Linked DNA regions of Homo sapiens: region 2 is linked to region 1. A link is a loop called in an ENCODE intact Hi-C map of the cell type or tissue named here. Cell type or tissue: mammary epithelial cell. All regions are shown on one strand. Links, peaks and the distances in the headings refer to the core of each region. The heading gives the core; the rest is flanking DNA. Region 1 holds the start of SNRPD1 (small nuclear ribonucleoprotein D1 polypeptide). Region 2 overlaps ABHD3 (abhydrolase domain containing 3, phospholipase).

Region 1 (12,049 bases), core at 2,767-10,766:
GGGGTCTAAGACTAGCAAGAAAATATTTTTTCAGATAACTGTAGGAAGACATTCAACTTAGAAAAAGAAAGTAGTGTTTGATAATCCAAACAAAATGTTAGTCAGGTCTCTTTAGTTAGAAAATGACTGAAATCCAGCTCAAACTCATGTGAGCAACATTTAAAAAAAAAAACAAAAAAAAGTATTGCTACCATAACCAGGAGCTATAGGGGAACTGCTGACCTCAGGTCATCCTAAAACCTGAGGATGTCAGATGATGTCAGCAGGACACTCTACAATGCCCAGCTCTTCTTTCATCTGTATTAGTTTCATTCTCAAGTATGCTTTCCTGACAACTCGGCAGAGATTACATAAGTTCACAGCAAACTGGTTTCAGTGAAAAGAGTGGCCCCCGTTCTGAGATCTCCCAAGAAAGTCCTGGGGACATCTTTGATTGTTTCAGCTTTGATGTGTACCAGTGCTAGAAATAAACGCTATAACCTAGATGACACATCGTGGTGCTCAACATTATAGTTACATAAGTGGTGAAGGTCTTTTTCACACCCCCTACAGCAAGAATTAAAAGACCATGTTCTCCTGCTGAACTCAAAACCATGAATGTAATTTCCTGGACTTGTTTAAATTGCTTGTTTCCTTACTGACTCTAAATTGCAGTATATACTTTTCTGCCTTTGCTTATCAGTAGGATGTCTACTTCTGAAAACTAATAATGGAATAGTTGCATTGCTCCATGTATTATTTTCCCATTTCCTTGTTCCTTTTCTGTCTTGTGACCAATCTAAATGCCTGCAATAGATAAAGCCTCTGCCAAATCACAGAGGACAGGACAATCTCACTTTCAGATTAATCCTCCTGCTAGCAGGAAATTAAGGCATTATTTGTTGCCCCACTCTTGTTGACTTTATTTCAGGACTCTTTGATGGTTTTATGCTATGAGAAAGTAAAAATCCTAAAAAATTTTTGAGCTAGAAAATAAAAAGTACAGCAATTTAGGATAAATCAACTGACAATGACATTTCAATTTGCCATCTGGGAGACACATCACTACCATACAAATAATAATGCTGGCCCCACATACTTGAGAGGGGATGAGTAGGTGTTAGCCAGATTAAAGAACTGTATGTATGAAAGACTGGAGAGGAAGTAAGCTTGATGAATTGCAAGAACTCCATTTTTGTTTTTCTTTTTTTCTGAGATGGAGTCGCACTCTGTCACCCAGGCTGGAGTGCAGTGGTGCGATCTCGGCTCACTGGAACCTCCACCTCCTGGGTGCAAGTGATTCTCCTGCCTCAGCCTCCCAAGTAGCTGGGACTACAGGCACCCACGACCACACGCAGCTAATTTTTTGTATTTTTAGTAGAGACGGGGGTTCACCATGTTGTCCAGGCTGGTCTCAAACTCCTGACCTCCCATGATCTGTCTGCCTCAGCCTCCCAAAGTGCTGGGATTACAGGCGTGAGCCACCACGCCCAGCCCCAAATATTCTTATACTATTGAGGGGAAAGGGGATGGCTTAAGAAGTAGGCAGGCCCCTGTCAACCTAAAAGGAAGAGGCTGAAACACAAAATGTGATTTAAAGAGTTTACTTGAGCCAAAGTGAGGACAGCTGCCCGGAAGACTCAGACACAAGTAAATTTGAATACGAGCTCCTTTTGGCCTTTGTTACAAGCAGGTTTTTAAAGGCAAAAAACCTGGACAGGGAGTGAGCTGATAGAAAGTTGTTTTTCAAGAATTATCATTGGCTTACAGAAATAACATTGATTAGTGATTGACTATGCATTGTTAAGCTATAGAGTATGGGGTTTAGTGTCTGGTGTGGCATTAGTAGGTAATTTATAGCTACTTGTAATAATAGTGAACAGTTTTGTGTGTGTGTGTGTGTGACCGGGTCTGGCTTTGTCGCCCAGGCTGGAGTGCAGTAGCACCATCTCAGCTCATTGCAGCCTCCACCTGCCTCAGCCTCCCGAGTAGCTGGGACCACAGACGTGCACCACCATGCCCAGCTATTTTTTTTTTTTTTGTATTTTTAGTAGAAACTTGGGGTCTCAACATATTGCCCAGGCTGGTCTTGGACTTCTGAGCTCAAGGGAGGCTCCCATCTTGGCCTCCCAAAGTGCTGGAATTACAGGTGTGAGCCACCAGGCCCGGCCACAAACAGTTTCAATAGATGAATGAGACGTGTGTCTCATTTTAATGTTTCTCTGGGCTTGATAAAGTTAAAAAACTCTGATTCATCAAATACAAGTTATTTTCTTTTATCAGCCCAAAGTAGGAGGGGCCTTCAAGATAATAGAGAGGAGTACCCCATGCTCAGTACTGGGGATACTGCAGAGAACAATACATTCAAGTCTCCTTCCTCATGGAGCATGCATCCTAATAGAAGAGGCATTCAGTTATTATTTTTTTTTCTTTTTTTTTTTTTTTTTTCCAGATGGAGTCTCGCTCTGTTGCCCAGGCTGGAGTGCAGTGGCGCCATCTCGGCTCACTGCAAGCTCCGCCTCCGGGGTTCACACCATTCTCCTGCCTCAGCCTCCCGAGTAGCTGAGACTACAGGCGCACGCCCGGCTAATTTTTTTGTATTTTCAGTAGAGATGGGGTTTCACCATGTTAGCTAGTATGGTCTCGATCTCCTGACCTCGTGATCTGCCCGCCTCGGCCTCCCAAAGTGCTGGGATTACAGGCATGAGCCACCGCGCCCGGCCTATTATTTTTTTTTTTTTGAGACAGAGTCTCACCTTGTTGCCCAGGCTGGAGTGCAGTAGCACGATCTTGGCTCACTGCAACCTCTGCCTCCCAGGTTCAAGCCATTCTCCTGCCTCAGCCTCCTGAATAGCTGGAATTACAGACGCCCGCCACCACACTCGGCTAATTTTTGTATTTTTAGTAGAGACAGGGTTTCACCATGTTGGCCAGGCCTGTCTCGAACTCCTGACCTCAGGTGATCCGCCCACCTGGGCCTCCCTAAATGCTGGGATTACAGGTGTGAGCCACTACGCCCAGCCGAGGCATTTAGTTATTTCACAAATATTTATTGAGGACATATCAACAAAGCATTATTTTAGATGCTGGAGGTGCTGCAGTCAACAGAAAAGACATAATTCCCTGCTTTCAGTTTGCAATCTTGTATCTGACAATAAATAAGTAAATAATTAAATGCTAAGAAGGAAACAAATATGGTCCTCAAAAAACACTGTGCAATCACACTTTCTATGATGATGGAAATATTCATATATCTGCATTGTTCAAAAGGGTAGCCATAGACACATATGAGTATTTGAAATGTAGTTACTAGGCCAGGCATGGTGGCTCACGCCTGTAATCCCAGCACTTGAGGAGGCCGAGGAGGGTGGATCACAAGGTCAGGAGTTCAAGGCCAGCCTGGCCAAGGTGGTGAAACCCTGTCTCTACTAAAAATACAAAAATTAGCCGGATGAGGTGGCGGGCCCCTGTAATCCCAGCTACTTGGGAGACTGAGGCAGAGAATTGCTGGAACCCAGGAGGTGGAGGTTGCAGTGAGCTGAGATGGAGCCACCGCACTCCAGCCTGGGTGATGGAGCAAGACTCCATCTCGAAAAAAAAAAAAAGAAATGCAGTTACCAAAATTGAGGAGCTGAATTTTTTTTTTTTTTTTTTTTGAGATGGACCCTTGCTCATCGCCCAGGCTGGAGTGCAGAGGCGTGATCTCGGCTCCCTGCAAACTCCACCTCCCAAGTTTCAGCAATTCTTCTGCCTCAGCTTCCCGAATAGCTGAGACTACAGGCATGCACCACCATGCCCGGCTAATTTTTTTGTATTTTTAGTAGAGATGGGGTTTCACCATGGTGGCCAGGATTGTCTTGATCTCTTGACCTCATTCATGATCCACCTGCCTCGGCCTCCCAAAGTGCTGGGATTACAGGCATGAGCCACTACACCTGGCCTGAGGAGCTGAATTTTTAAATTTTATTTAATTTTTTTCATTTTTGAGATAGGGTCTTCCTGTGCTGCCCTGGCTGGCCTCAAACTCCTGGGCTCCAGTGATTCTCCTGCCTCAGCCTTCCAAGTAGCTGAGACTATAGGCATGCACTGCAGGGCTGGCTATTTAATTCTAAATAGCAACATTCAGGCAGTATTCATTATCTAGGGGCTCATTGATGTCATCACAGGTTTTAGTTTTTTATAAACTCTGTCCTTGGCTGGGCACAGTGGCTCCCTGTAATCCCAGCACTTTGGGAGGCTGAGGTGGGAGGATCAATTTATTCCCAGGAGCCTAAGGCTACAGTGAGCTAGGATCACACCACTGCACCCCAGCCTGGGCAACAGAGCAAGATCCTGTCTAAATGAACAAACAAACAAAGAAACAAACAACACTATGTCCTGAAATTGGTTCTTCTCCTGGTTGTAAGGAAGTTCCCAACAGCTCCAGGGGTTACTCCCTTTCCATTCACAACAAAAGAAAAGAACATTCCCTCTAAAGGTCCAATTGGATCAACTTAGATCCCAAACCTACTGTGAACAAGTAATGGAATGGAGTATTAAAAGGGTAGAGTCAGCTTTCTTAGGACCACAAGGATCACAAGAAGAATATTAGAAACATTTGGAAAGACAAGGGAATAGATGTTGAGAAGGCAACACACAAATATCCGTTTTAGCCTTGCTACTCAAATTGATGTGTATAGAGTAGGGGCAGCTTCATCAACTGAAGGCTTGTTAGAACTGCAGAATTTCAGGCCCCACAACGATTGAATCAGATTTTCATTTTAAAGTTTCCAGGCTGGGCGTGGTGGCTCAAGCCTGAAATCCCAGCACTTTGGGAGGCCAAGGTGGATGGATCATCTGAGGTCAGGAGTTCGAGACCAGCCGAGCTAACATGGTGAAACCCCATTTCTACTAAAAATACAAAAAATTAGCTGGGCGCAGTAGTGAGTGCCTGTAATCCCATCTACTCAGGAGACTTAGGCAGGAGAATCATTTGAACCCAGGAGGCAGAGGTTGCAGTGAGCTGAGATCGTGCCATTGCACTCCGGCTTGGGCAACAAGAGTGAAACTCCATCTCAAAAATAAATAAATAAATAAATAAATAAATATAAAGTTTTGGCCAGGCGTGGCAAGTCAGTCTCAAACAACAAAAAAAGGGCAATATTTATCAAAGTTTAATGTGTGTAGGACTCACCTGGGGAAACTTTATTTTTTTTAATTTTTATTATTATTATTATTTTTTGAGACGGAGTCTTGCTCTGTCGCCCAGGCTGGAGCGCAGTGGCACAATCTCCACTCACTGCAACCTCCGCCTCCCGGGTTCAAGCAATTCTTCTGCCTCAGCCTCCCGAGTAGCTGGGACTCAGCCTCCCAAGTAGCTGGGACTACAGGCATGCGCCACCACGCCCAGCTAATTTTTGTATTTTTAGTGGAGACGAGGTTTCACCATGTTGGCCAGGATGGTCTCGATCTCTTGACCTCATGATCTGCCCATCTCGGCCTCCCAAAGTGCTGAGATTACAGGCATGAGCCACCATGCCCAGCCGATAAGTATTGTCTTACAATATCTAAGAGTTCTGTTGATCAGCGATGAAGTCTAGGCTAGAGATACAAATCAAAGTCATGGTTTTGGAGGAGATTACCAGGTTAAAAGAAAAAGTATACATAAAAAGACTACAGCCACAAGCCGGGAAACACTGTGACATGTATTGGCTCCATAGGGAAGGAGGAACCAGCTAAGGAGATTTAGAAAGAGTAGTTAGAGGCTGGGCATGGAGGCTCTGGGCCTGTAAACCCAGTACTTTGGGAGGCCACGGCAGTGGAATCTCTTGAGCCCAGGAGTTGGATACTAGCCTGGGCAACATAGTAAGACCTCTTCTCTACGAAATAAAAAATAAAATATTAGCTGGGCATGGTGGCACGCACTTGTGGTCCCAGCTACTGAGAAGGCTGAGGCAGGAGGATAGCTTGAGCCCAGACGGTCAAGGCTGCAGTGAGCCCTGATTGTGCCATTGCACTCCTGCCTGGGCAACAGAGCGAGAAACCCTGTCTATAAACAAAACAAAACAAAGCAAGAGTAGTTAGTAGGATAAGGAAAAAGGCCAGGTGAGCTTGGCATCCTGAAACCCGAAAGAGGGAAGGGGAGTGTTTGTGTTAAATTTTGATGAAGCTCACATACTAAAGAGACAATAATGCCGGGCGCGGTGGCTCACGCCTATAATCCCAGCACTTTGGGAGGCCGAGGCGGGCGGATCACGAGGTCAGGAGATCGAAACCATCCTGGCTAACCCCGTCTCTACTAAAAATACAAAAAAATTAGCCGGGCGTGGTGGCTGGCGCCTGTAGTCCCAGCTACTTGGGAGGCCGAGGCAGGAGAATAGCGTGAACCCGGAAGGCGGAGCTTGCAGTGAGCCGAGATCGCGCCACTGCACTACAGCCTGGGCGACAGAGGGAGACTCTGTCTCAAAATACATACATACGTACGTACATACATACATACATAAAAAGACGATAATTAGCGGGCCATGGTGATGCGCGCCTGTAATCTCAGTTACTGGAGAGGCTGAGGCACGAGAATGGCTTGAAACCGGGAGGCAAGGGTTGCAGTGAGCTGAGATCGCGCTACTGCACTCCGGCCTGGGCGACAGAGTGAGACTCCATCTCAAAAAAATAAAAAATATATATATTTTGATGAGATGTTGAGAAAGATGAAGACTGAAAAGTTTGTCTTATAGATTGGAACTTAAAGTGAAAATAATCTGCTACATTGTGGATTTTATTTTTATTATTATTATTTTTTGAGACGGAGTCTCGCTCTGTTGCCAGGCTGGAGTGCAGTGGCACGATCTCAGCTCACTGCAACCTCCACCTCCTGGGTTCAAGCGATTCTCCTGCCTCAGCCTCCCGAATAGCTGGGACTACAGGCGCGCATCACCACGCCCCGCTAATTTTTGTATTTTTAGTAGAGGCGGGGTTTCACCATGTTGGCCAGAATGGTCTCGATCTCTTGACCTCGCTATCTGCCCGCCTCGGCCTCCCAAAGTGCTGGAATTACAGGCTTGAGCCACAGCGCCTGGCCCATTGTGTGATTTGCTTCAGGTACAGTAAGCAATGCTAGGTTCCTGGTGTTGGAACAGAATCAGCATAAGACTTTGGGCTTCTCTAAGACCTTCTTTCCGTTCAGTGAGGAATTTGTATTAGGTGCTGCACTCACAGTGCCCTGCTGTTCAGAAACGTGATGGTGACAGTACTTTTTTTTTTTTTTTTTTTTTTTGGGAGACGGAGTTTCGTTCTTGTTGCCCAGGCAGGAGTGTAGTGGTGCGATCTCCGCTCACTGCAGCCTCCGCCTCCCGGGTTCAAGCGATTCCCCTGCCTCAGCCTTCCGAGTAGCTGGGATTACATGCGCCCGCCACCACGCCCAGCTAATTTTTTGTCTTTTTAGTAGAGACGGGGGTTTCACCCTGTTGGCCAGGCTGGTCTTGAACTCCTGACCTCAGGTGATACCCCCGCTTCGGCCTCCCAAAATGCGACAGTCCTATTAATTGGATTTAATCTCTTCGAATCTCCCTCTCTTGTAGGACATTTTTCTCCAAGACCAGCCCTCGATACCCTCAGCCGTCGCAAGGCAACCTCCAGCCGCCAGGGGCCGCAGTCGCGCTCCTCGCGGCCGGAAGAGAGTGCGGCCCAGCGCAGCCTCGGCGTTTCCGCCATGCGCCTGCAGTGCTCCGCGCGCTCTTGACGTCCGGAGCCCCTGGAGTAGGCGCTTCCGGCCATTCATACTGCAGTCGGTCAGTGTTCGGTTGAAGGATTCTGTGTGCTGTCGGACCCAGAGGGTGACGGCGCCGCTAGGATGAAGCTCGTGAGGTGAGGGAGTGACCAAGCAGCTCTGGGGGCTGTGAAGGGAGGGCTTGGCCCGGAGTCCGGAAGGCTGGGCTCTCCCATTTGCAGGAGGCGGGAAAGCCGCGTGTGCGCGGCCTGCTAACGGCCGGCCTTACTGCGCCCGCAGCTCGTGCTCGGGCCTGGGCTTCCGCCTGGGTCGCTCGCGGATCCCGCGTGTCTTCCAAGAGATTGGTATAAAGGCCGAGCCTTTTCTTCCTGCCTAGTGACTTAGAGGCTTTAAAGATGCAGCGCCTCCTGGGACACATCTCCCTCTTACAGTTACTCATTTTCTTTTTGAGTGGAACTCCCCAGTCCTGCTTAACAGTACTTAGAAAGCTGTATGAGCTTATCTGGAAACAAACCTGTTTGCAAAATATTTTAAATCAGAGAAGGACTTCCGGCTTCACAAGTTTTTGTTTTTTTAAATAAAGATGGTGTCTCACTTTGTTGACCAGGCTGGTCTCGAACTCCTGGGCTCAAGCTTTCTGCCCGCCTCGCCCTTCCAAAGGGCTGAGATTACAGGTTTGAGCCACCGTGCCCGGCCGATTTTTAAGTTTACCTTTTTATCCTCCTTAGATTTGTGATTGATTATTCCACCTCTATTTCCCTTTAAGGTAGGCTTTTTATTTAGGAAAATCTCCCAATATAGGGCAGAAATTATCACAACGTAATTGTGGCTGATTACTCAGATAATATATAGTTCTCCTGTTTTATTTCTTAAGAAATAAATAGACCCTGTCAGTTAGGTGAGTCTTCTGAAAACTTGTTTGCTGATGTGAATAATTCTAAACTACCTGCAAGTAGATTTGGTTTTGGTGTTTTTCCTTGAGACTAAGCCTGGAACAGAGGCAGACGTTTCTAATAGCTAAGCCAGCAATTATAAATATTTAGCTTGTTTTTTTCCTGTTGAGTCAAGGATTGTCAATATCCGCTAAATAGTTATTGGGCACCTGTTACATACTAGGCGCTGGTAATAGGATTTTTTAAAAGGCAGAGTACCTGCCTTGTTGGAGTTTTCTGGTTAGTGGGGATGACAGACAAGTAGATAACGTCTGAAGTAACGTTTGTTTGAAACGTTTTAAATAACACATAAAAGCCTTCAACACTCAGGGAGGAGGCCAGGCGCAGTGGCTCACGTCTGTAATCCCAGCACTTTGGGAGGCCAAGGCGGGTGGATCACTAGGTCAGGAGTTCGAGACCAGCCTGACCAACATGGTGAAACCCCGTCTCTACGAAAATTACAAAAGTTAGTGGGGCGTGGTGGCGCGCGCCTTTAATCCCAGCTACTCAGGAGGCTGAGGCAGGAGAATCGCTTGAACCCAGGCGGCAGAGGTTGCAGTGAGCCGATATCGTGGCACTACGCTCCAGCCTGGGCGACAGAGCGAGACTCCATCTCAAAAAAAAAAAAAAAAAAAAAAAATTATATTCAGGGAGGAGTTGGTACAAAAGACATTTAAGGTTAATTTTTGGTATATTTTTATTTGAACTATAACTTTGGATAGGAAGTCATAGAATTTAAAGTGCATTTTTTAGGCTGGACGTGGTGGCTCACGCCTGTAATCCCAACACTTTGGGAGGCTGAGGCAGGCGGATCGCCTGAGGTCAGGAGTTCAGGACCTGCCTGGCCAACGTGGTGAAACCCATTCTTTCGAAAAAATACAAAAATTAGCCGGGCATGGTGGCGGGCGCCTGTAATCCCAGCTACTCAGGAGGCTGAGGTAAGAGGATCACTTGATCCTGGGAGGTTGCAGTGAGCTGAGATCGCACCACTGCACTCCAGCCTGGGCAACAGAGTGAGACTCGGTCTCAAAAAAAGAAAATTACATTTTTTGAAATTTCTCCATACCTGCCAATCTGAATCTTAATCCACTCATAGTTCAATTTTGTGTAATACACCTTGGATTCCATTTGTTCCCTTTAAAGATACTGCATGTTATGACAATTTTCCAGTAATTTTTAATACCTGTACTGAATCCTGTTTTGTGTCTTAGGTAAAATATAGAAACAAATTTTTTTTCTTACCAGAGAATGTATTTTTCCTCCAGAAAATGATTGTTTGACTAACTGGTTTGCATTTTCAGTAGATTTATTTCTGTATCTCAGTTGGCAGCATTGTCATCCTTATTCTCACTGTCACCCTAACCAAAAACCTGGGAGGTGAGCTTGACTTTTTCTCTCCTGATGTCCTTGACATTTGATACATTGCCAATTTTGCCAGTTTTACCTACTTCATAAAAGTGACCCACATTATCCTGTTTGGTTTTTGGGTTCAAATAGTGTGTTTTATACTGAGGGACACTGTGTTACTATTTGATATCCAAGTTTCACTAAGTGGAAAGAATTCAGACAGTGAAAGATTCATCTGAAAATAATTTGAATCCATTTGGTTCCTGGGCTCAGTTAGGGAGGGATAATTGTGTATTTGTCCTGCCCATAGTAGCCTTTCATTCCAGTCACCACCATTAAGTTCAGGCCCTTTTTATCCCACTCATGGATTTTTGTTTTCCTTCTTTAAGGTAAATATCTTATACAATGAAATGCAGTGTATATTTCCTGCTATTGAAAAATGTAAACACTTTTGTAACCTAAACCCATATCAACAGAAGTAACATTACCAAAACCTCAGACAGTTTCCTCAAGCCTTTCCCAGGCAACCTCTGGCTCCATACCCCTAGATGCAACCAGTTTCTTCCACCAGAAATGAATTTTGCCTGCGCTAGAATTTCATATATTTGGAATCACAAAGTATTTTTGCGTAAAACTTCTTTTAGTTACATGTTTTTGAGATTCATCCACATTGTGAAGTGTATCAGTAATGTGTTCATTTTTATTACTGGATATTAGTGCATTGTGTGTTTGGAAGTTCTGTATTTTAGGCCGGGCGCAGTGGCTCACGTCTGTAATCCCAGCACTTTGGGAGGCCGAGGCGGGTAGATCACCTGAGGTCAGGAGTTTGAAACCAGCCTGACCAACATGGTGAAACCCCATCTCTACTAAAAATACCAAAAAAGTAGCTGGGCATGGTGGCAGGTGCCTGTAATCCCAGCTACAAGGGAGGCTGAGGCAGGAGAATCCCTTGAACCCAGGAGGTGGAGATTGCAGTGAGCTGAGATCACGCCATTGCACTCCAGCTTGGGCAACAGAGCGAGACTCCGTCTCAAAAAAAAAGAAAAAAGAAAAAAAAAGCTCCGTATTTTAAAAAATTACAAGAAAATAAAATAAAAAGTTATGTATTTTGTTTACAACTACGTTGAATATTCTTCAGGTTTTTGGAGGGAAACAAATTTTCGTGGGTAAATACTCGAGTGGAGTTGATGGACTGTAACATAGTTATGTGTTTAGCTTTTTAAGAAATTTCCAGACCATTTTCCAAAGTGGTTGTACCATTTTACACTTCCATTAACAATATATTAGAATAACAATTGGTCCACATCCTCACCAGTATGTGGTGTTGTTTGCTCAGTCTTTAATTTTAGCCATTTTAGTGGGTATGTAGTGGTATCTCCTTAGGGTTTAGTCGGTTTTTTGCTTATTTGTTTGTTTTTGAGGCGGAGTCTCACTCTGTCACCCAGGCTGGAGTGCAGTGGCATGATCTTGGTTCACTGCAAGCTCCGCCTCCTGGGTTCACGCCATTCTCCTGCCTCAGCCTCCCGAGTAGCTGGGACTACAGGCGCCTGCCACCACGCCCGGCTAATTTTTTGTATTTTTAGTAGAGACGGGATTTCACCGTGTTAGCCAGGATGTTCTCAATCTCCTGACCTCGTGATCCGCCCGCCTTGGCCTCCCAAAGTGCTGGGATTACTGGCGTGAGCCACTGCGCCCAGCCCAGAGTTGTAGAAATTAGATCTGTGTCCTGGATACCAGTTCTTTGTCAGATGTGTTTTCTCTCAGTGTGTGGTTTACATGTTCATTTCCTTAATAGTGTCTCTCTTCTTGTAGCTCAGGCTGGAGTACAATTGTGCGATCTCAGCTCACTGCAACCTCTGCCTTCCAGGTTCAAGCGATTCTCCTACCTCAGCCTCCCAAGTAGCTGGGATTACAGGCGCCTGCCACCACGCCTGGCTAATTTTTGTATTTTTAGTAGAGACAGGGTTTCACCATGTTGGTCAGGCTGGTCTCGAACTCCTGACCTTGTGATCCACCCGCCTTGGCCTCCCAAAGTACTGGGATTACAGGCGTGAGCCACCATGCCTGACTGATCGATTTTTATGTA
Region 2 (12,049 bases), core at 1,543-9,542, 58 kb after region 1:
GGGTTAACAAAATTTCAGTTTCTAGGAGAGCACTCCACAGTAGTTCCATTTGCCCAGCAACAAAACAAAACAAAACAAAATACCACCTGGGGAAAAATAATTTTGAAGGCCACTGCAGCTGGAGAGAGCAATAAGTGATTATTTCTGTAACTGGAGTGATGAAAGTCATGCTACAAGTTCAGCTTCAGAACGCAGCTCCAGGGATGGCTGGGAGTGCGTCAGGAATCAGAAGGTCAACATGGCAGCCGGTGAGTGATGCAATCGACTTCATGGGCTTCAGACAAACCTTCAGGCTCACAAAATCCGCAGTCACAGAGACCCGTAGTTAAGAAAAATATTAAAATTCACCTGAATTAATTCTTTCCTTCCTTCGTTCATTCAATCAACCGCATTTAATAAAATATGATAAACATAATCAGACATTTATTTAAAAAGTGTCCATACAGCTAGCTTATAGTCCTCTCAAAGAGACAGCCAATAAAATAGCTTCCCTCTCAGAGATTATTTTAGAAAGGGAAAACCTTACCCTCCCATTGAAACCCCTGCTGCCAGGAAAGGAGCAGAAGGGTACAGGCTGTGTACATGGTGAATAACTGTCTCCAAGTCTTCAGTGTTAGCACAACAATAAGTCCTTGGCGTCTGGAAGTAGTGACAAGTAAAGCACAAAAATTACAATGTGAGGTTAATGATTTGTAAAATGCAGAAATGTAAACAGGAGCAAGGAGTCATACATATGAGAAAATAACCTTTGTTTGCACATACTGTAGTATTAATAATTTATCATTTTCCTGTCTTGCAGCGCACATACATGCCATTTAAAGTCAGCACAGTTAGAGTTGGCACTAACAAAAAGACCATGAACATGCAAGGAAGGCTTGATGCAGATGGGGCAAGACCAATACAAATACCTTCAATTAAACAAAGTACCATACTCAAACGTGTCTCCAACTTAACCAGAGCAGTTTAGGAAAAAAAGCAGAGAACTGTGCTTTCTATTAAACAAAAAACAACCTGTACCCTCAAAGACAAAATAACCTTTTTTTTTGTTTGTTTTGGAAAGACAGAGTCTTGCACTGTCACTCAGGCTAGATTGCAGTGGCATGATCACAGCTCACTGCAGCCTCGACCTCCCAGGCTCAAGCAATCCTCTGACCTTAAACTCCCAAGTAGCTGGAACCACAGGTATAGGCCACCACAAACAGATTTTTAAAAAAATGTTTTGTAGAGACAGGGGGGTCTTGCTATGTTGTCCAGGTTGGTCTTGAACTCCTGGGTTACAGTGATTCACCTGCTTTGGCCCCCCAACGTGTTGGGATTATAGGTGTGAGCCTGTGCCTGGCCCAAAGTAACTTTAAAAATATTATTATTTTTGAGATGGAGTTTTGCTCTGTTGCCCAGGCTGGAGTGCAGTGATGTGATCTCGGCTCACTGCAACCTCTGCCTCCCAGGTTCAAATGATTTTCCTGCCTCACTCCCCTGAGTAGCTGGGATTACAGACACCCACCACCATGCCCGGCTAATTTTTGCATTTTTAGTAGAGATGGGGTTTCACCATGTGGACCAGGCTGATCTTGAACCCCTGACCTCAAGTGATCCGCCTGCCTCAGCCTCACAAAGTGCTGGGATTACAGGTATGAGCCACCACGTCTGGCCAAAAAAAATTTTTTTGAGACATGGTCCTGCTCTGTTTCTAGGCTGGAGTGCAATGGTATGATCACAGCTCACTGTAGCCTCGACTTCCTTGTTCAAGTGCTCCTCCTGCTTCAGCCTCCTGAGTAGCTGGGACTATAGGCATGCACCACCATGCCTGGCAAATTTTTTATTTTTTTGTAGAGACAGGATCTTGCTATGCTGCCCAGGCTGGTCTCAAATTCCTGAGTTTAAGTAATCCTCCCATCTTGGCCTCCCAAGTAAAATCATTATTTATTAAAAAACAAACAAGCAGCCAGGCGCAGTGGCTCACACCTGTAATCCCAGCACTTTGGGAGGCCAAGGCAGGTGGATCATGAGCTCAGGAGATGGAGATCCTGGCTAAAACAGCGAAACCCTGTCTCTACTAAAAATACAAAAAATTAGCCAGGTGTGGTGGTGGGCGCTGTAGTCCCAGCTACTCAGGAGGCTGAGGCAGGAGAATGGCGTGAACCCGGGAGGTGGAGCTTGCAGTGAGCTGAGATCACGCCACTGCACTCCAGTCTGGGTGACAGAGTGAGACTCCATCTCAAAAAAAAAAAAAAGCAAAAGGGGCTTTTCAATAGTGTACCCCAAATCCCCAAAATTTTAAATTGTAGCTCATTTCTAACTGGGGAACTGTTTTCTCCACCTTGAGTGCTGTCTGCCAATGAAAGAGTATGGTTTCCTAGTGCTGTCTTCACTCTAGATAAAGCAATCTACGGTCTAATTTATTAACTGAATATTTTCTTTTATTTTTAAATTTATTTTTATTTTATTTATTTTTTTTGAGATGGATTCTTGCTCTGTCGCCCAGGCTGGGGTGCAGTGGCACAATCTCAGCTCACTAGTACCCCTCTGCCTCCTGGGTTCAAGCAATTCTCCTGCCTTAGCTTCCTGAGTAGCTGGGACTGCAGGTGTGCACCAGCTAATCTTTATTTTATTTTATTTTTGAGACACAGTCTCGCTCTGTTGCCAGGATGGAGTGCTGTGGCGCGATCTTGGCTCACTGCAACCTCTGCCTCGCGGGTTCAAGCGATTCTCCTGCCTCAGTCTCCTGAGTAGCTGGGACTACAGGTACGTACCACCACGCCTGGCTAATTTTTGTATTTTTAGTAGAGATGGGGTTTCACCATGTTGGCCAGGCTGGTCTCTAACTCCTGACCTCATGATCTGCCCGCCTTGGCCTCCCAAAGTGCTAGGATTACAGGTGTGAGCCACCGTGCCCGGCCTATTTTTTTTGAATTTTTAGTAGAGACAGGATTTCACCATGTTGGCCAGGCTGGTCTGGGACTCCTGACCTCAAATGATCTACCCGCCCTGGTTTCCCACAGTGCTGGGATTACAGGCGTGAGCCACTGTGCCTGGCCAAACATTTTCTTTTCTAATAGTATGTATATACAGATAGCCTCAGCTGTACTACACTGCAGTAGACACTTAAAATATTAAAATATGTAAAGTTGACCATGCTTCAATATATAACACATTTAAACACATGGTTTTCATGTGAATGTCATCAATAAGGGCTCTGTTTATAGCAGAAAAGCATCACGGATGCTTCACTTGAGATCTGGGAGGAGGGGGCAATCCTCTCGGTAGAATATATGTGAGTGTGTGTGTCAGAATTAAGTATATGTGCGAAAAAATAACCAGAAATTTAATAACAAGGAGAGGAATCTGGTAACATTACTCTAAGAAAACATGGAAACTAGTTATCTACACCACCCAATTTCACTATGTCAATTAACCATGATCATGCTAGGAAAGTTTTGTATCACCCACTGTTCAATCACTAATGAGTAGCCTGAGAAAATTACATTTTTTTTTTTTTTTGAGACAAGTCTCGCTCTGTCGCCCAGGCTGGAGTGCAGTGGTGCGATCTCGGCTGACTGCAAGCTCTGCCTCCTGGGTTCACACCATTCTCCTGCCTCAGCCTCCCATGTAGCTGGGATTACAGGCGCCCACCACCACACCCTTTTTTTTTTTTTTTTTTTTTTTTTTTGAGACGGAGTTTCCCTGCTGTTGCCCAGGCTGGAGTGCAATGGCGAGATCTCGGCTCACCGCAACCTCCGCCTCCCAGGTTCAAACAATTCTCCTGCCTCAGCCTCCCGAGTAGCTGAGATTACAGGCCTGCACCACTATGCCTGGCTAATTTTGTATTTTTAGTAGAGATGGGGTTTCTCCATGTTGAGGCTGGTCTTGAACTCCTGACCTCAAGTGATCCGCCCGCCTCAGCCTCCCAAAGTGCTGGGATTACAGGCGTGAATCACCGCGCCCAGCCGAAAATTATAATTTTTAACAATTGCCTCAATTAAACTCATCCCTAAAACACAGCCTATTCCCTACTGGCATCTTTTGGAATCTGCAAACATGACTCTCTGAAAGAAAAACGTTAACCTGACAATATTTCCGATGGCTAACATTTATTGGATCATTAAATTTGTGTCCACAAAACCCTGAGGAAGATCCCAGTGTATCTATTTTATAAATGAGGAAACTGAATTTAGAGAGGTTAAATAACTCCTGTAACATCTTAACAGCTACTAACTGACTATGCTCCGACACTTAAAAAAAATACTTTTTGATTGAATGCACGTCAATCACAAGGGGCGGGGGGCACAAATTCAACGTAAAATCTAAATAGAAAATATCTTCTAGTGGCCAGGGGTGGTGGCTCACTCCTGGAATTCCAACACTTTGGGAGGCTGAGGCTGGTGGATCACCTGAGGTCAAGAGTTCGAGACCAGCCTGACCAACATGGTGAAACCCCATCTCTACTAAAAATACAAAAATTAGCCGGGTGTGGTGGCAGGCACGTGTAGTCCCAGCTACTCAGGAGGCTGAGGCAGGAGAATGGCACGAACCCAGGAGGCAGAGCTTGCAGTGAGCCGAGATCACACCACTGCACTCCACCCTGGGCAACAAAGCAAGAATCTATCTCAAAAAAAAAAAAAAAAAAAAGAAAGAAAAAGAAAAGAAAATATCTTCTACTATGCTCATTCATAGTGACTTCAGAATTTGTCATGAGAACCTGGGTGATGAAATCATCCTTACTCAGCATTTTTATTGCAGGTGAGTCTATTCACACTGCACAGCTTTAAAATTTCTGAATTATTTATGAATAGTCCCCAATATATATTCTTATTATATAGGCTTTAACTATATGTGTATATGTAAGAATGCATACATATAGACACATACAGAGTTAGGGCATAAGAAAAATGCCCTAAGGAAAATTGCTAGGATCACAGAATCTTTGTGTCAAAAGGACCATAGATGTCACTTGGTTCCTTATTTACACATAAGGAAATTAAGGCCTGGCAAGGTTGAGTAATTTGCCAAAGGTCACAAAGTAGCAGAGCCTGCGTTATATGTTTGTAATAAGAACCTAATTCTTGTAAAGCACCAGGGTTCCATGAGGTATACAGTGAATAAATCATTATCTGGTACCCTCAGATATAGGGGCTGATTTTTCCCTAAACGTTTTTCTCCAAATAGATTGCATTAAGATCAACACTGATAATATTGCCAATGAAGGAGTGTGGATTTCTGGCACTGCCTTCATTCTAGATAAAGCACTATACAATCTGACATATTATTTTCTTTTATAATAGTATAGCCGTATAGCCCCAGCTGTGCTACACTGCAATAGACACTTAAAATGTTAAAATATGTAAAGCTAGGCAGGTGTAGTGGCATATGCCTGTAGTCCCAGGTACTCGGGAGGCTGAGGTGGGCCAATCGCTTGAGCCCAGCAGTTGAGAGCACCCTGGGCAACACAGCAAGACCCCTGTCTCTAAATTAAAAAACAACAACAACAAAAAAAACCCACACCCAAAATTAGCCAGGTGTGGTGGAGGATCACCTGAGACTGGGAGGTAGAGGCTGCAGTGAGCTGTGATCATGACACTGCACTCCAGCCTTGGTGACAGACTGAGACTCTGTCTCAAAATGAGTAAATAAACTATATAAAGCTCCTTATGCCTCAATACATAATGATCCAATGGTAAAGATCGACAGTTTCCAGAACTCTGAGATTCAGCAAATCTAGAACCTTTCCATCATAGTCGGCCTCCTGCTAGCTCCTCCCCTGGCGGCTCTGCTAGCTTTCCATTTCCTACCCAGTCTCTCACTTTTCCCCCAACCCCAAATGCAGGTAGGTATTCATTCCCAAAAGTTTTGTCTTAGGCTTGTATCTGCTTATTTTCTGGTCAATACCCAGTTCTTGAAGCTCTTATCTACTCCCCTATCTTCATCAATCACCTCTCCCCAGTGACTGAACCTAAACCTCCACTGTCACTTTCATCCTCAGCTCCAGATTCAAATTTCCAAGTTCCAGCAGGCAGCTGCCCTGTAATGTTCTACCAGTACTTCAGACTCAACATGCACGAAGATTAACCCATTTTCCTCTTCATGAAAACTCCCAACGCTTCTCCTAACTTCCCATTTCCCTATAAATGGCACTTATATTTTCCTAGTTAAAATTGTGGGCGACATGGCATTCTCCCTCTCCCTTAACTGCACAGCTGATAAACTGCCCAATCCTGTAGCTTCTTCCTCCTCAGTGAAAGGAAACTCCTCTCGAGTACAGGGCTGGTAAGTTGGATTCTCTCAAAAGGGGCCCTGAAGCAAGGATGTGAGTGCCAGCAGTTCATATGGAAGGCGACACCAGGAAGCACCCGCGGGAGAGTGGCAGAGTGAGTCAGGAAAGGCAGGAAGTCAATAAGAAAATGATACCAGGCAGTTTATGGCTGTGGGCAACTGGGACTCAAGTCCTTGGGATAGTCTGGGAGACTGTTGAACAAGGCTTACAATGATCCCCACTGAGTGGCAAATGAGCTATTTATCCACCAATTCCCTTTTAGCCACTGGTTGAAGCCTATCCTGGAGGATGTTAACGCCCCGGTACTTCTGGTCTGCCCTAAGTGCAGTTCCAGCAGGCTCCGATGGCTAGAGAAGGCCCCCAGTCACAGAGATGCAGGAAGCCCTCAAAAAGGCATACGTGGGAATGGTAAGTGCCAAGGGGGTAAGGATGTAGCACCAGCTGTCTTTGCTACAAGGCCTTTTTGCCTCTCACCTGGACTGCCACAAAACTGGTTAACTCCCAGTTTTTCTTGATAATCATTCATAATCCTACATCATTAATCTACACTATCAGATTAATCTTCCTAATGAACACTTGCAGCTGTAATCATGACAGTCTTTCTGCTTAAAATTTCTCATTAGCTTTTCACTGCCTACTGAATTAAGCCTCTGCCAAGCATTCAAGACTTTCCACAATATGACGCCGAGCAATCCTTCCAGCTCTGTATTTTATTATTTCTCCAAATGTACAGATGCAGACCAATGGGATACTGTTCTCTTGCCTGCTAGGCCCCTTAATATCCTTGCCACCTGTGACCTTCACCTGCCTGGTGTCCTTCTCTGTCAACCTTGCCTGTTGAAATTGTGCATGGAATAAATGTCACAAGAAGGCTGGGCATGGTAGCTCATACCTGTAATCCCAGCACTTTGGGAGGCTGAGGAGGGTGGATCACTTGAGGTCAGGAGTTCGAGACCAGTCTGAACAACATGGTGAAACCCCCTATCTACCAAAAAATACAAGTTAGCCAGGTGTGGTGGCACATGCCTGTCATCCCAACTACTTGGGAGGTTGAGGTGGGAGGATTGCTTGAACTCGGGAAGCAGAGGTTGCAGTGAGCCAAGATCGTGCCACTGTACTCCAGCCTGGGTGACAGAGTTAGACCCTGTCTCAAAAAAATAAATAAATGTCACAACAGGTGAGACTTGGCCCCTGTCCTTTAGGACCTCACAGCTGTTCTCAATCCTGCTAATTGCCCTGTCCAGCCTGCTCCATGCCCTATCCCATGTGAGTCTCTATCACTGTCTTTTCACCTCTAGCTTTGTTAATAAACCCTTGTCAAACTGAACTGACACACAGGACTAAAAGGGAGGAGACCTGATTAACTAATAAGTTCTGATATACACAACTATGCAGTTCTATCGCACAGCCGCTTGCTGCTTGATGGGTTCCAACAGGAAACATCATCTGTCTTCTTTCTTCACAGGAGCTGAAGTTAGAAATAAGCACAGCCTACAGAACTTGGGACCCATTAAAGAATCACCCAGAATACACAGCAAAGACATTTATGGGGCAGTATATTGAATTGATAGGCTTTGCAGAAACTGTCTCCAGGCCTGAAGATACAACTAGAAGCCTTTTAGACAAAAAACTCTGGTTAAATTCTGTTACTCGGGCTAGTAATGCAACTGGCAGCTATCCTTCTGGTAGATGAAATCACATCTAATCAGAAGAGAGACGAAGGAAGACCTGGGAGGATTCTGCTGGGTGGTGAAACTCCTTCTGGGTGGGATGAGGATGGGAAAAATGTAAAAAATCCAAAAGATATATCACTTCCAGCAGATATTTGGACATAAACATTCAATAAGTTAGAATAATTTGATGATAATTACAAGCCAAGGTTGTTTAAATTATCCAACTGTGACTATGATCAGAGAGCAATGACAGTAATTTATTTATTATCATTATTATTTTTTATAGAAATGAGGTCTCACTATTTTGCTCAGGCTGGTCTCAAACTCCTGGGCTCAAGCAATCCTCCTGCCTCAGCCTCCCAAAGTATTGGGATTACAGGCGTGAGCCACCATGCCTGGCCAACAACAGTAATTTAATGGCTGAAAGAGGTTAGTTTTAAAAGATGCATTGAAGAGAATGAAATATCATTAATTACTATTATTCATATATAATAGAAAAACAATAAAGCATATATTTTATATTTACCTATGGACTACATCTAATTTATCCTTCTTAATCAACTAAGGGCTTCTTAAAAGCTGACAAGCTGATTTCTCCTGACAGTTTTCTTGTACCAGATTTAGAAAATCTGTTTCAGAATTTAAAATTCTTTTCATTAAAAAAACAATTTTTGACCTAGACTCAAATTTTAAAATTCCCTCTGTTAATCAGGTAGCCAGACTCTCCCTAGCTATTCTTGGAGGAGATTAATTTGCTACTCTGCAGTGGAAGCCATAACTCAGAATCCTTCTCTTTCAGGGCTGGGGTTACCGCACTTCCAATGCTGAACTAAGCTATCGAGAATTTTAGTTTTCTGTCCAGCAAAGTGAAATCTGAAAAAGACACACGAATGCCTGGTAAAAAAATCATTTACGTTTCATATTAACTGTAATGTTTGATGATCATCAGGATCTTAGAATATTTCATTGAGTATTCCTCTCTCAAGTACTTAATGATTTGCACTCAAATATTGGATAAGATGCATTTAAATGAAGTCTGTGATTCCTGTGTGGATGTGGGCCTCCCCAAGAGGAACAATGCTTTTAAAATAGGACTAATTATGCTCCTTAATTGATCTCTACAGTGTGATGTGGTTTTCATTCCACCCATCCCCTGTCCAGTACCTAACAAATTGCCTAAGTTGTCCCTAGGAAAATTGATTTTATTTTTGGAATATGAGTTAATTAAATAATGAGTCAGACAGAAGAAAAATTACTTGCACATAAATAAAACCAGCAGTTTAATGAACCATCATTTCACCCAGTCATTGATAGACATATTAAATGACCATTGTCTAAATTTGCCTGGGAGTTTGCTAATTTTAAAAATCAACTACCCATAAAACAAAGGGCCCCAGGAAATATCCTGGCCAGCTTTGAGGCTGGCCTCTGTGTCACATTCCTGCCAGCGCTCCAGATGGCAGCCGTGCATGCTCATGATGTCAGGTTATACAAGCTACACCAATAAATGAGCAGTTTTGTTAGTGGCTTAGAGCAGGTCAGCCAGGAATTATTTTCAGTCCAGGCTCCTAAGAGGCAAATCTCGTGACTCACCTGGGTCATGGAGGCTATCACATGCAGGACTACTCATCACCTCCCAGGGATTTTCAGCCCTGTTTGTACATTAGACTCACCAAGAAGTGTTTATTTAAAATAAATTACAGATACCTGGACTCCACCCTTGACCAAATGAATCAGAATCTCTGGGGGATGGGGTTCAGGGATCAATATTTTTTGAGATGGAGTTTCGCTCTTGTTGCCCAGGCTGGAGTGCAGTGGCACGATCTCAGGTCACCGCAACCTCCGCCTCCCAGGTTCAAGCGATTCTCCTGCCTCAGCCTCCGAGTAGCTGGGATTACAGACATGCACCACCACACGCTTGGCTAATTTTGTATTTTTAGTAGGGACGGGGTTTCTCCATGTTGGTCAGGCTGGTCTGGAACTTCCGACCTCAGGTGATCCACCCGCCTTGGCCTCCTAAAGTGCTGGGATTGCAGGCGTGAGCCACCGCGCCCAGCTGTTTTTTGTTTTGTTTTGTTTTTTGTTTTTTTGAGACAGCATCTTGCTCTGTCACCCAGGCTGGAGTGCAGTGGCAGTCTCGGCTCACTGCAACCTCCGCCTCCTGGGTTCAAGCAATTCTCCTTCTTCAGCCTCCTGAGTAGCTGGGATTAGAGGCACCTGCCACCATGCCTGGCTAATTTTTGTAGTTTTAGTAGAGAAGGGGTTTCACCATGTTGGCCAAGCTGGTCTCAAACTCCTGGCCTCATGCAATCCACCCGCCTCGGCCTCTCAAGTGCTGGGATTATAAGTGTGAGCCATCACACCTGGCCAGGGATCAGTATTTTTCAATGCTTCCCAGGGGACTCTAATGGGTGGCCAGAGTTGAGAACCTCTGCAACAAGAGAATAAGTAGGGTGAGAGCTAAGCCAAGGAGGATGCTGCAGTGGTAAGAATGGTAAAACCTTTCTTGAGTGACTTGGGAGAAGGGAAATCCAGTTCTATATGGGTCTGAACTCTTGGATTCCTTGAAGTGTATGGGGAAGTACTCCCAAACATCTCATACCTTACAGGATCACCTGACACATATTAAGCATGATACCTAGCTATTAAATTATTATTTCTAAAACTCTTCCATTATTCAACAAAACATTCTTTCTTTTATTTTGAACTTTTTTTTTTTTTTTTGAGCTAGGTTCTTGCTCTGTTGCCCAGGCTGCAGTGCAGTGGCATGATCATGGCTCGCTGCAGCCTCAACCTCCTGGGCTCAAGCGATCCTCCTGCCTCAACCTCCTGAGTAGCTGGGACTACAGGCACGTGCCACCATGCCCATATCCAGCTAATTTTTAAATTTTTTGTAGAGACAAGGTCTCATTATGTTGCCCAGGCCTGTCTCCAACTCCTGGGCTCAAGTGATCCTCCTGGCTTGGCCTCCCAAAGTGCTGGGATTACAGGTGTGAGCCACCACACCTGGTCACAATCTTCTACGTTTAAAATTTTTGTTATTATTGGACTGCACCTATCAATGTTGGGAGAAAATTCTCAAGGATTAAATGTGTTCACACCTACACCTGGCTGAGACCAGCCTTCCTGGGTTGTTATATAGAGGAAGGTAAGGGGAGCAGGAACAGGTTATTTTTGAAGCATTTAGGAAAGGGCCGACTTGGGTGCAACAATATGTCCAGTAGGGAGGTACTGCATGTGAGAAAGGCACTGCCTGAAGGTAGAAGTTTGAAACTGAATTGTGCCTTGGCTGGCCCTGACCTCTATACCCCTCCTCCCTCTGGCTATCAGGGAGGTCCTTTAATCCTTTCTAAATGCCTTCTTCAGAAAATGGCCCACAGTGGGGTGGGGTGGAGGAACTGGAGGGATGGGGTGGGGGAAGAACTCTAAGTCCCTCCTACACTACTAGCTTCCATGGAAAAGCTAGTAGAAAACAAAAACAGATTTCTCTAAACCTGAGTCCTTAACCCCAAAGAATCTGAGGTTGGAGGGACGATCCTCTCTCTGAAAACCCTCCTTCCATCTATCCCCAGATTTTCAGGCTGACTTGACTGGAAGCCAGTACTGAAAGGTCAAGACACCAGGCTGCACAGCCTGAGTTCCTGCCGTGAGACCACTCATCAGCTTTATGACTTCTGATTGTCACCCCACTTCTCCAGAGGTGTCCTCATCTGTGGAATGAGGTGGGTTTTTTTTTTTTTTTTTTTTTTTTGAGACTGAGTCTCGCTCTGTTGCCCAGGCTGGAGTGCAGTGGCATGATCTCGGCTCACTGCAACCTCTGCCTCCTGGGTTCAAGCGATTCTCCTGCCTCAGCCCCCCGAGCAGCTGGGACTACAGGCGCCTGTTGCCACGCCCAGCTAATTTTTGTGTTTTTAGTAGAGACAGGGTTTCACTGTGTTAGCCAGAATGGTCTTGATCTCCTGACCTCGTGATCCACCCACCTTGGCCTCCCAAAGTGCTGGCGTTACAGGTATGAGTCACCGCACCCAGCCTGAGGTGGTTTTGTTTTGTTTTGTCTTTGAGGATTTGTGGACCTCTGAAGTAGAGCCATTCAAAATGCCAGTTC

What was found. Peaks named below come from ENCODE experiments on the same cell type or tissue, not always from the same donor. Only the 100,000 strongest peaks of a DNase experiment are listed, where the experiment ranks them.
Region 2: it touches region 1 in a loop (4-fold over the local background); 5 of 110 quality-filtered maps call a loop at or near these places.

Annotation. Positions count from the first base shown.
Region 1 is chr18:21,604,623-21,616,671 of GRCh38, forward strand. It overlaps SNRPD1 (small nuclear ribonucleoprotein D1 polypeptide), which reads left to right and starts at 7,692. Exons shown (of 4, transcript NM_006938.4): 1 at 7,692-7,821. The coding sequence starts at 7,808. RefSeq lists enhancers at 346-415, 7,751-7,840 and a silencer at 7,441-7,490. In mammary epithelial cell, for the core only: a CTCF peak has its summit at 7,595 (motif pointing right); a DNase peak (open chromatin) is centred at 7,669; H3K4me3 peaks cover 1,902 bases; H3K27ac peaks cover 1,811 bases.
Region 2 is chr18:21,663,592-21,675,640 of GRCh38, forward strand. It overlaps ABHD3 (abhydrolase domain containing 3, phospholipase), which reads right to left. Exons shown (of 9, transcript NM_138340.5): 5 at 527-639. Among named protein-coding and RNA genes, the nearest start is that of MIR320C1, 14 kb to the right of the region's middle. In mammary epithelial cell, for the core only: a CTCF peak has its summit at 9,413 (motif pointing right); DNase peaks (open chromatin) are centred at 4,690, 6,370 and 9,520; H3K27ac peaks cover 1,837 bases.